Linked DNA regions of Homo sapiens: region 1 is linked to region 2. A link is a loop called in an ENCODE intact Hi-C map of the cell type or tissue named here. Cell type or tissue: heart left ventricle. All regions are shown on one strand. Each heading gives the region's core, and the rest is flanking DNA. Links, peaks and the distances in the headings are about the cores only.

Region 1 (5,393 bases), core at 179-5,178, 200 kb before region 2:
GATATGAAGTGTCTGATGTCTCCACTGTGTCGTATTGCTGTTAATAGGATAGCATATGCACATCGTGAAGGAAGAACAGACATGGCTTCGAAAAAACAAATTGATCCATATAATATAGTACTTTTACAACCTACATGTATATATGGCTATATGCATTTCTCTTTAGAAATGCTGGGTTCTACATTTTAAGCTACAGAGATGCTGTGCAAAGAAAATGAGAGTGATTTGTGTGAAGCCTAAACAAAGGAAATTCAGAAACATTTCTAGTCCTAATTATTATATCATGCATATTTGTGAAACTTGCCTGGAGTTCAGAGTTGACAGGTGTGATGCCCTTTTGATCTTTGTCATTAGTATACTAAAAGAGTGCTGCCACTTGAGCTGTGAATTTTGTTTTAATTCGGCTTCATATGAGAAAGAAAAAGAATATTCATCACATACTGCTTCATATCAAAAGAAATTGAAATGCAGAAAGATCCTCACATCTAAAAGCCACATAACTTACCATACAATATGCCATCATATTAGTGGTTACAATCCTGGCTAGGACGCAGATACAGATTTTACAAGATTTATTTTAGTCTTGATCTCTGATGTTGAGCAAATCACTCAACTTCTCTTTATCTCTGTTCTTTAATTAATTCATCTAATACTCTCTGGGAAATGTAAGACACTATAAAAATCCAAGTGACACTTTGGTTATTGATTAATATAATATCGATTACATGTTATTGTAAATAAACTAGCTTTGGGGAAGATGGTGGGAAATATAAACAAAAATAAAATAATGATGCCAAAAACTGAAGCTAAGTATTTTCCTAAGGAAAAAAATAGATTTTTCGAAAAGAATATCTTGTAACCAAAAATAGCAGAGTTACATTGTCACATTTTATTCCTAGCATTCATCTGTGGAGGAGAATTGAAGACATATTATTTTATCACTCTGCGCAAAAGCTGAAATGTCTTATTGAAGAAAGGAGAGAAAATATGCTTCAGAGCTAGAGAGGAAAGTCTTAATTTACAAAAGGAAAAAAATCAAGGATTTTGCTCAGGGGTTCAAAAAATGGCTTATTTCTTTTTTATCACTTAAGCTGGTTTCTTGCTGGGCCTTTTTACTGAATAATTGAAAAAAAAACTGGGTGGGGGAGGGACTTTTTCATCAAAGGAAAAAGATAGAAATAAAGGTACTAAGGGAATATAGATAGGAAGTTGTATCTTTCTGTACTTTTATGATTGACTACATTTTCTCCTAAACTTATAGTTGAAAAAACCTGAAAAAATATCGGCCTCTGAGGAAAATCCTACAGAATAAAACATAGCATTCTCTGCTCCTTCAATCCTTCTTCTCAATCTTTCTCTCTCATACATACACACACACACACACACACGTATACCTCAACAAGCTCAAACTACTTTATGTTTTAAATCAGTCATAATTTATCTTTGCAAACTAAAAAAAATCAGTTTGGTGAACATTGAAACTTTGGGGGAATATTGGCGTTTTTGAAAGCTGCTTTCAGAATAAGTATTATTAACTATCTCACTAGATTTCAAGTTGTGGAGGAAAATTACTAGAATAATGACGTGGGCAAAGTAGAAATTCTGTACTTGGCAATCTTCCTGAAAGACATGGGATTGTAGGCAATCTATCTCCGTTGATTCTTTAGAATGCTCTACAACAGTCAGTTTATGATAGTCTGAGGTGTTGCTCTTTTCTTTCCTCAGTGGCATCCTGTAAGCTTTTGCTATCTTCATTTTTCCCGCCAAGCTGTTTTCTCACTGTCTCAGAGGAAGTCAGAAGTCAGTATCTACCAAGCAGCCAAGTGGTAGGATTTTAAACACTGAATGTTTTTTCAACTTCAGTGTCCCAGCTGCATTGAAAAAACCATAAAGGACTAACAGACTAACAAATTTACATTTTTAAAAAAATCAGCAAGTTTCCAACATTCCTTGATTCATATAACTAAAGGTCAGTAAAAGCAAAAGAGTTTCCTTAGGCTGTGTCTCCATTAACCTATATGATTCGAAATAAGGTGGGACCATAAGTAAGACTGTAATAATAATGTAACCATGATTTACATGTCCAATGGGTGTTGTTCATTCATTTATTTAACTCCCAATTATTAATGTTCCATTACACTAGTAGTATGAAGCAGGAGCTGACAGTCTTGTAGGGGAGACAGACTTGTTCAGGAATAATTATAATGTAGTATGATAAGGGTTATAATGGGAACCATATGTACCCTGAGGAAGGACTGACTGATTCCTAGAAAGGATGACACTTGGCACTTGGCTCACAAGAGTTAGAATATGGCTTTGATTTCCTTCTCCTTTATCAGTCCTGCATCAGTCTTGCAACCTTGGCCATAGGGCATCAACTATTCTCACTGGAGCTGAGTTGGGATGTATTTTTCTTCACATTCCTCCTTTACATTTCAACAAGTTTTTGCTTTTAACAGATTGCTAATGGATTAATTCTTTAATTGTCAATCCTAGAACCAGTTAATGAGCAATTCCCATTAGCTTCACTGTATTTTAGTCATTCTATGATTTTGACCAAAACTGAACTTATTCACTGTAACTGTTCACCCTGAATTCTTCACTCTTGGCTCTAAATGACTTTTAGTTATTTTTAGATGTCAAATCACCTTCAGATGGAACTTTTGCCATCATCGAGGAGATTGAAAATAGAGGGACAGATGCTGTGAAGCGATTTCCAAAAAAACAAGGAGTTTATATAAAGAAGATATATAGACACTTTTAATCATGGAAACATTTCTGGAATGTTTACACCCTCCCATGGCAACTTCTTTGAAGAGTACAATTCATCTGAGTCATAAATTATATTTTCCTAAAAACAGTCACGTAATCTCATATTTTTACATCTTGTTTTTTTTTTTTATGAATTGGTTGTAGAGGGTGTTCTAGCCCTGGGATATCTGGAGAACAATTATAATGACTTTTTTTCTTTTACAATTTCTAATTATTTTTAGGTGGCTTTCATTTATCTAGTGCTCTCCTTTTCACTGGAGCACTTATCATGTGTCCTATTAACACTGGTACTTGTTATCAGCTGGCTTTCAGATAATCCTGCTTAAGTGACTGGTTGATGACAGCTTTTAAGATACTGCCTCTCCAAGTTATATTTCTATTCATGGAGGATTCTAGAAGAACAAAAAGCCTTGACATGAGGCTTTCTAATAAAGGCACTCATGTGGGGCATCATGCAGTATGGAAAACAGTGGAGGCAAAACAATCCTGGTCGACTTTTCTCCTGTCACTCTTGGTCCCTGCATGAAGTCTTTTAAAGCTGTAACTAACAACAGATCCCTGGTTTTGTGTCTTGGTGGAAATTAGGTACTTCTTATTTAGTGCTGATATCATCCAGGATCAAATTACTCAGTTTATTTGTGTGTGTGTATGTGTGTGTGTGTGCGTGCATGCACATATAATTTTTCTTCTAAAGAGATATTATTATTATTACTGTTAATTTTTTTTGATACAGATTCTCACTCTGTCACCTAGGCTGGAGTGCAGTGGCGTGATCTCAGCTCACTGCAACCTCTGCCTCCCAGGTTCAAGTGATTCTCCTGCCTCAGCCTCCCCAGTAGCTGGGATTACAGGCATGCACCACCACATCTGGCTAATTTTTGTAGACGGGGTTTCAGCATGTTGGCCAGGCTGGTCTTGAACTCCTGACCTCAAGTGATCCGCCTGCCTCAGCCTCCAAAAGTGCTGGGATTACAGGTGTGATCCACTGTGCCTGGCTAAAGAGATATTATTTTTACAAATCCTGAAGCAATTCAAGGTTTGAAAGACTCTCACCTCGAGGAAATAATAGTGGCTGAATACTTTAAAATTATATTTCTATCTTTTATGAAAATGATTAAAAAGAAGCCACAGGCAGAAAGACCACAACATTTAAAAAGTGTCCTGGCCCACCCTCAGTGTAAAAGATAGTAAACAAAAATCCTAATTCAATCTGGTTTTTGCAAGAACCAGATTGATTTTCTGGGAATTAGCTTTGGTTGTAAGGCCCTGCAGCGTGAAGGGAGAGCAGGGGGTAGATGTTCTGGAATGGGCACCACAGTGCAATTCGCCTTAGTTACAGTCCTTGCCTTAATATTTTGGCATCTAATCTTCCTAGTGTTTTATGCTGCCAACTTTTCCATTTTCTTGAGTCTTTATTTTTGGTGGCTATTCCTGAAATTTGCCCCATTTGCTTTCCACAAAGTCTTGCAGAATCTCTGTGTAATTCTCTCAGGGCCATAGTTTGAGCTAATGCATTGGTTGGCATAGCCTATTGAGAGGATATTTCCACTGGTAAATATTAGTGGTCTAATATGTTAACATTACTAATGACAAAATTGAAAATTGACTTGATGCCAAAAAAATTTCCTCTCACAATGGTTATTTTAACTAAGTCTGCTTGATGGAAAGAAGATTTTTTTCCTTTTCAATCATTTCACTTCTTTTATTCCTCTCCTTTCTTTCTGTTTGTGTAGAATCTAGAAAACCATAAATAGGTTTTCCTTGCACTGGCCTATCCCCATGTGAGGATTTCGAAATATAGGTCATTTGTGTCACTGGGTCATTTATACCACTGGTATAGTAGTGAATTCTTTAGTGAATCAGAATACAGCAGTATAATGAATCATTTGAACAAGATATATGAAGTCTCTTAATACTTTAAGTATTTCAATGCATTTTTTGAATTATTTTTTCCATCATGGCAATTTATATTATGATTTTCTAAAGGCATTAGCTGAAACAACCTGTATGTTGTTAAAATGTTTTAGTATGGTTTATATAGTTAATACTGAACTGGATCTAAGAAAATAGAAGCATGTTTGTACTAGACAACCAGGATCCTCTAATTCATGTCCTACATGATGTTGGCTAATGCGTCTAATTATAATTTTCCAAGTGCCTTCCAAATCTTAATTTTATTCATTTATTAGCTTCCCATTGCCCCTGTAACAAATTATAATGAATGCAGTGTCCGAAAACAACAAACTTTTTTATTTTAAATGGCTCTTACGGTCAAAAGTCAGAAATGGGTCTCACTAGGTTAAAATCAATGTGGAGGCAAGGTCATGTTTCTTTCTGTAGTGTCAAGAGGAGAATCTGTTTTCTTGTCTTCTCTAGCTTCTAGGGCTGCCTGCATTCTTTGACTCTTGATCCCCTTCCATCTTCAAAGCCAGGAATGGCTAGTAGAATTTTTCTCCTATCTCTTCATTCTGACTCTCTTCTGCCTCTCTCACATTTAAGGACACTGTGGTTACATTGGGTCCATCTGGATAATCCAAGACAATTTTATTTTCAGTTTATTTGTTTAGAAACTTTAATTCCATTTGCAATCTTAATTCTCCTTTGCCATGTAAGGTAACATA
Region 2 (5,393 bases), core at 175-5,174:
GTTGAAATCTAATTTCAAAGACAGCTGCAAGATTCAGGTATAGACAACCTACCTAAGCAATGGAAGAGGTAGGTTAAATTTCTGTCTTGAGTAAGTGTTTTTTTTTTTTTTCCTGACTATGCTACTCTTTACACATTTCATTCTATTTTTATGAATATCCTGGAATACTTTTTGAAAATTACAGTTTGTTTTTCCTTTTTCCCTGGGAGAACATAGGGTGACACTGGGTGGAAATCAAGATTTGCTATGGGTTTGCAAAAACCTGCATAAGAAATAATTCTCTGAGTTTCCAAGGTAGTTTATTGGATATTATCATATTTCTATTTTTAAATCACTTTCATTCATCTTGAACCTCCATATCAATTCTGCTTCATTGCTGCCCTTTTCACCCTTGTTTATAACTTCAGTTATAAACTTCAGTCCTCTCTTCACCACCTCACTGCACCCTAAGCTCTCAGCATGATAACCAATTCACTCTCTTTAAATATGCAACAAAATCAATATATTACTGGTGTGCTAATTAACTGTCACGTGAAAATACTTTGCATATTTCATCTCACTTAATTCTCACTGCATTTTTATTATGTAGGTTTTATTATTTCACCAGTGAGCAAACTAAGGATTACAGTATTTAAGTGACTTGCTTAAAGTCATGCAGCCAGTGAGTGGCTGAAATGCAGTTTGAACAAAATCTGTCAAAACAAAACAAAACCAAACCATGTTCTTCCCATTACATCATGCTATATCTAGCCATGCCTTTCTTTCATCAGAGTGGTCTTAACCTCTTTCGCCTGCATCTCTTCACTGCTGGCCAACTCTTCCTTTAAACCAAACTTGTCCAACTCGTGGCCCAGGATGACTTTGAGTGTGGTCCAAAACACATTTGTAAACTTTCTTAAAACATTATGAGATTTTTTTTTGCTGTTTTTTTTTTTTTAGCTCATCAGCTATCATTACTGTTAGTGTATTTTATGTGTGGCCCAAGACAATTTTTTTTCCAGTGTGGCCCAGGGAAGCCAAAAGATTGGACACCTCTGCTTTAAACTTTACTGCAAGTTTGGTCTCTTTTGTGGAACTGTTGCTCACCACCTCTTCCATAGCTCTTTGCATAACACATCTTGGTACTAGCATATGTCATATTAGGGTCTTAAAAATTTATGTATCACTCTTCTTGCTCCAGTGTGGCCTCCGTGAGGGCAGGATTATTATTTTTTTTATTCCACTCAATATTGAAGGAGCTTAAGCTGGCAGTTCTTAAAGCCAAGTGATCTCAAAACTCCAGGACTCAAAATCATTTCCTGACAATATTAGGATATCATTTGCTCTTTCAATTCTCATTCTCATAAGTGCACAAAAGAATTTTCCTGAGGCTACATGCTCTGTGTCAGTGCAACAGATTGAATTCAGAGCGGATAGGATAATCCAGATATCCTCTAGTAAGATAATCATTCAAGAGATGTGCAAAAGTGTCAAATAATGTCATTCTTCTCACTTTTTTTAAATATAGTAATTTTCTATTAAAATATATTATTTTTGTCAGCATATAATGAATTTATTGTGACTATTTTCAAACATATATATAACTAATTATTTTAAAAGTGTTTTTATTTTAATGTTGAATATGATGAATATCAGCAGATATACCCCACATAAGCAAAAGCTCTTTAGGGTCCTCTATAATTTTTAAAGTGTAAAGGAGGCTTGAAAACCAAACACATAGGACCACTGACTAAATTAACCTCTGGCACCCATTAAATATTTGATTGACAAAACTGAATAATCAAACTAATAAACCAATCCAGTGGGGGAGACTGTAAATGTTCTAGTGAGGACTTAGGTTTTCCGTTATTTTACAAACTTATTCTAACAAACAACTGTAAGTCAGGAAGATAATGAGCAAAACTCATTGCACATATATTAGTTAGAATAAAAGTAAACTTAGAATATTCATTATGTCCATTGTGTAAAATCATGTATTAATTAAAATTAAATTGTAAGCAAATATTACTCAATACAATAGTCAACAGTTAACTAGGTATCCAGGTAGGTTATTAGCTTTTATAAAGGACATAGTGGGTTATGCTATTGTGGTTATACATTGTGAGATTTTTAGGGAGCAGGCTTGTGAAATTTAGAAATTTGAAATCAATTAAGCAAAATATTATACATTTGCCGATAGTGTTTTACAATGTTTTTAATGCAACTAAATCTTGAAATTTTAATAAAGTTGTCACCTAAGAAAAATATATCTCAGCTCCAGTTATGGAAAGCAACATTCTAATTGTCATGAAAATTAAATTAACTTTTAAAAAGAAGCATGTCATATTAAATAAGATTAATGAGCATCTTCAGTTAGAAGGAAAAATAAAATAATATTTTATGTATTTACTCTAGATTTAAGAAATTTTAAACATATGCTACTATTAATACAGCATACTTCAACTTTTCATATATGTGTGTGCATGTATATTATCTCAAATCCAATTGTAATATAATTCAGTAGCTTAGATTTACACCTAATTTTTAAATATTACTCACAAATTTCTTCATTGTATAATTGCTTATTAAAGCTGGTAATTTTAAACACTTTTAAAATTTAAAATTTTACTCAGTTGATTTTTACTGCCATTAAGCTATGCAACTTATTCTTTTAAATCTCAGGAATACTAGAAACACTATTAATGCCTAATAAATGAGCTGTATATAGAATTCATAATTATTCTTTTAACTCATTTATAATTCTTACTAATTTTCAAAAAATGCTTCAGGTCATGCCTACACAACGCTTTTTTTTTAAACAAGTATTCTCTATTTATTTTTTTTAATGTGGTCTCATTTATGTCCTGACTGATAAGCTCACCCAGGGTTTACATGATTATGCACTTTGTAATTTGAAAATACTGTTTGTTCTTCACTTTAAAAGGAAATCAGGCACTAGCATATCTGCAGTTTCCTGATTCCTGTGAAAACATGTGACATTCCTCCTTTGCAAAGGTTTCCAGATTCCTTCTCTCCGTGTTGCCAATCCTGCCGCCACCCAAGGCTGATCTTAATTCCATCGGGCCACAGTTAGTGCCAACAATCAAGGTGACCTCTCCACACTCCAGCCCTGCCTATAACATTATGGACATTATGATTATTAAAATGCCCTTTTTGACGATTATTCAGCCACTACTAGCAAGAAAATCTGAAATGTCTCTGCCTAAAGCATGGCCTCCCCTGAGGAATATGCTAGACTATCTATGGTTGCAGAAGCCCTGAGTATAACCATGACAGACTGTGGGAAAGTTCGAGAGTCAGACCCAGAATGAAAATCTCTGATTTTTCCAATTGTAAGAGAAAATTTACTTTTAAGACAGACCTTACTGATAGGATAAGGAAAACAATACTGTCATCAGGAATATTTATGCAGCAGGGGAATAATCTCTTCTCCTGTATCCTTACACCAGACACACCAGGTTTTGACAAATGTTTAATAACGTAAGCAGAGAACAGGGGTCCCACTGCCTAACTAAACTCCCTGTAATATATTAACATATTGCATATTAATGTTTAATATGTCTCTCCTACCTATCAAGGATGTGTTCTGTTGTTTTTCTCAACATCTATTGTTTTTTCCACCACAAAATCCACCCTGTTTGAACAAACTTCGCTGACTCTCCAGCTCTCACCCACCTCCCTCCCACCACACTGCCTTAGGATGTTTTAACTTCCCTTTCCATAAACTTTTTTTTTTCTTTTCTGCAGCAACTCTTTTTTTGCTGCCATTCTTTTATACACATCCTATCCAGTCTGTGAAAAGCAGTCTCTCTCTTGTGAATAACATTTACTCCTCTTGTATCTTTGATTTTAATCCCCAATTACCTCAGTATTTAACGCCTTATCTCTTTTGTGTGTGTGTGTGTGTGTGTGTGTGTGTGTGTGTGTGACAGAGTCCTGCTCTGTCACCCAGGCTGGAGTGCAGTGGCACGATCTTGGCTCACTGCAACCTCCACCTCCTGTGTTCAAGCATTTCTCTCCTGCCTCAGCCTCCCAAGTAGCTGGGATTACAGGCGCCCACCACCATGCTTGGATAATTTTTTTGTGCTTTTAGTAGGGATGGGGTTTTCCCATGTTAGCCAGACTGTTCTCAAACTCCTGACCTCAGGTGATCTGCCCACCTCGGCCTCCCAAATTGCTGGGATTACAGGCGTGAGCCACTGCGCCCAGCCTTACCCCTTATTCTTTTATCCCAGCTAAAGAACTCATTCCTTGAGGACATGAACCAATGCCTTCTCTGCTTACAGTTGCACATGGTCTCTGGGCTTATTTTACTAAGTCCCACAGCCTTGTGTTATCAGCCTCTTAATATCTGTACTTCTACCATGATCATACATTTTTCCAAGAATGGAAACTAGAAGAAGCCGACTCTAGAGTGGTCAGACCAATAGTGTTTTCCATGCGATTCATATTGTTTCATTGCTGTGACAGATGATTCCTGTCGTTTTGGGAAAAAAAACTTATTACAAACTCTTTATCGTCAGTGCACTTAATAATAACCACAAACTGTCTCTCCATCTACTACTTATTTTTATAAATCATAGGGATCATTTTCCCTTTGTTATTGTTACCAGGTGAAAATCTAACTCATATCGTTGTCCATACCAAATGCCTCATGGGGATGAGGGATGCTTTTATTATCCTGGTCTCTACCTTTCAAATACATCAAATGTATATTTCCTTCACCCAGAAATTGCAGTTCTCTACTCTATCAATTCTTGTATTTTATTTCATTTCTTAATTGTCATATAATAATTTATAGTGTACCTAGCGATGATTCAATGCATATAGTATATAGTAATCACATCAGAGTAATTAGCATATGTCCATCATCTCAAACATTTATCATTTCTTTGTGTTGGGAACATTCAGTGTCCTTCTTCTAGCTATGTGAAACTATATAATATAATAGTGCTATCTGTAGTCATTCTGCAGTGGTAGAGAACACTAGAACCTATTTCTTTCCTCCTATCTAACTATAATTCTGCATCCTTTAACAAATTTTTTCCTATCCCCTCCTCTGCCTACCCTTCCCAACCTCTAGTATCCTCTGTTCTACTTTTTACTTCCATGATTTCAACTTTTTTTAGCTTCTACATGTGAGTGAGAACATGCGGTGTTTAACTTTCTATTCCTGGTTTATTAGACGCTTTAAGATTCCAGCTTCATTTTTTGGAGTTATCCTTCTATGTTGTTTTGGTTATTTATAAACTCTGCTATTTATGAAATCATTTTATATTGCTTATTACATCTTAATAAATTATCAGTGTTTTTCTGTGTTTTCTGTGTATATATTTACTTTTTATAGTTTCTCATAAGTATACTTTTCATTACTTTTAATCTCTCCCAGTGCA

What was found. A loop is a pair of places that touch in the nucleus more often than their neighbours do. Peaks named below come from ENCODE experiments on the same cell type or tissue, not always from the same donor. Only the 100,000 strongest peaks of a DNase experiment are listed, where the experiment ranks them.
Region 1: a loop joins it to region 2, with 3 times the contacts of the local background. A loop is called at or near these places in 3 of 110 quality-filtered maps.

The regions. Positions count from the first base shown.
Region 1 is chr4:30,742,360-30,747,752 of GRCh38, forward strand. The region is part of intron 1 of PCDH7 (protocadherin 7); the gene reads left to right. Among named protein-coding and RNA genes, the nearest start is that of PCDH7, 25 kb to the left of the region's middle. In heart left ventricle, for the core only: no CTCF peak of the experiment used is centred there; no DNase peak of the experiment used is centred there; H3K27ac peaks cover 268 bases.
Region 2 is chr4:30,942,801-30,948,193 of GRCh38, forward strand. The region is part of intron 2 of PCDH7 (protocadherin 7); the gene reads left to right. Among named protein-coding and RNA genes, the nearest start is that of PCDH7, 230 kb to the left of the region's middle. In heart left ventricle, for the core only: no CTCF peak of the experiment used is centred there; no DNase peak of the experiment used is centred there; H3K27ac peaks cover 384 bases.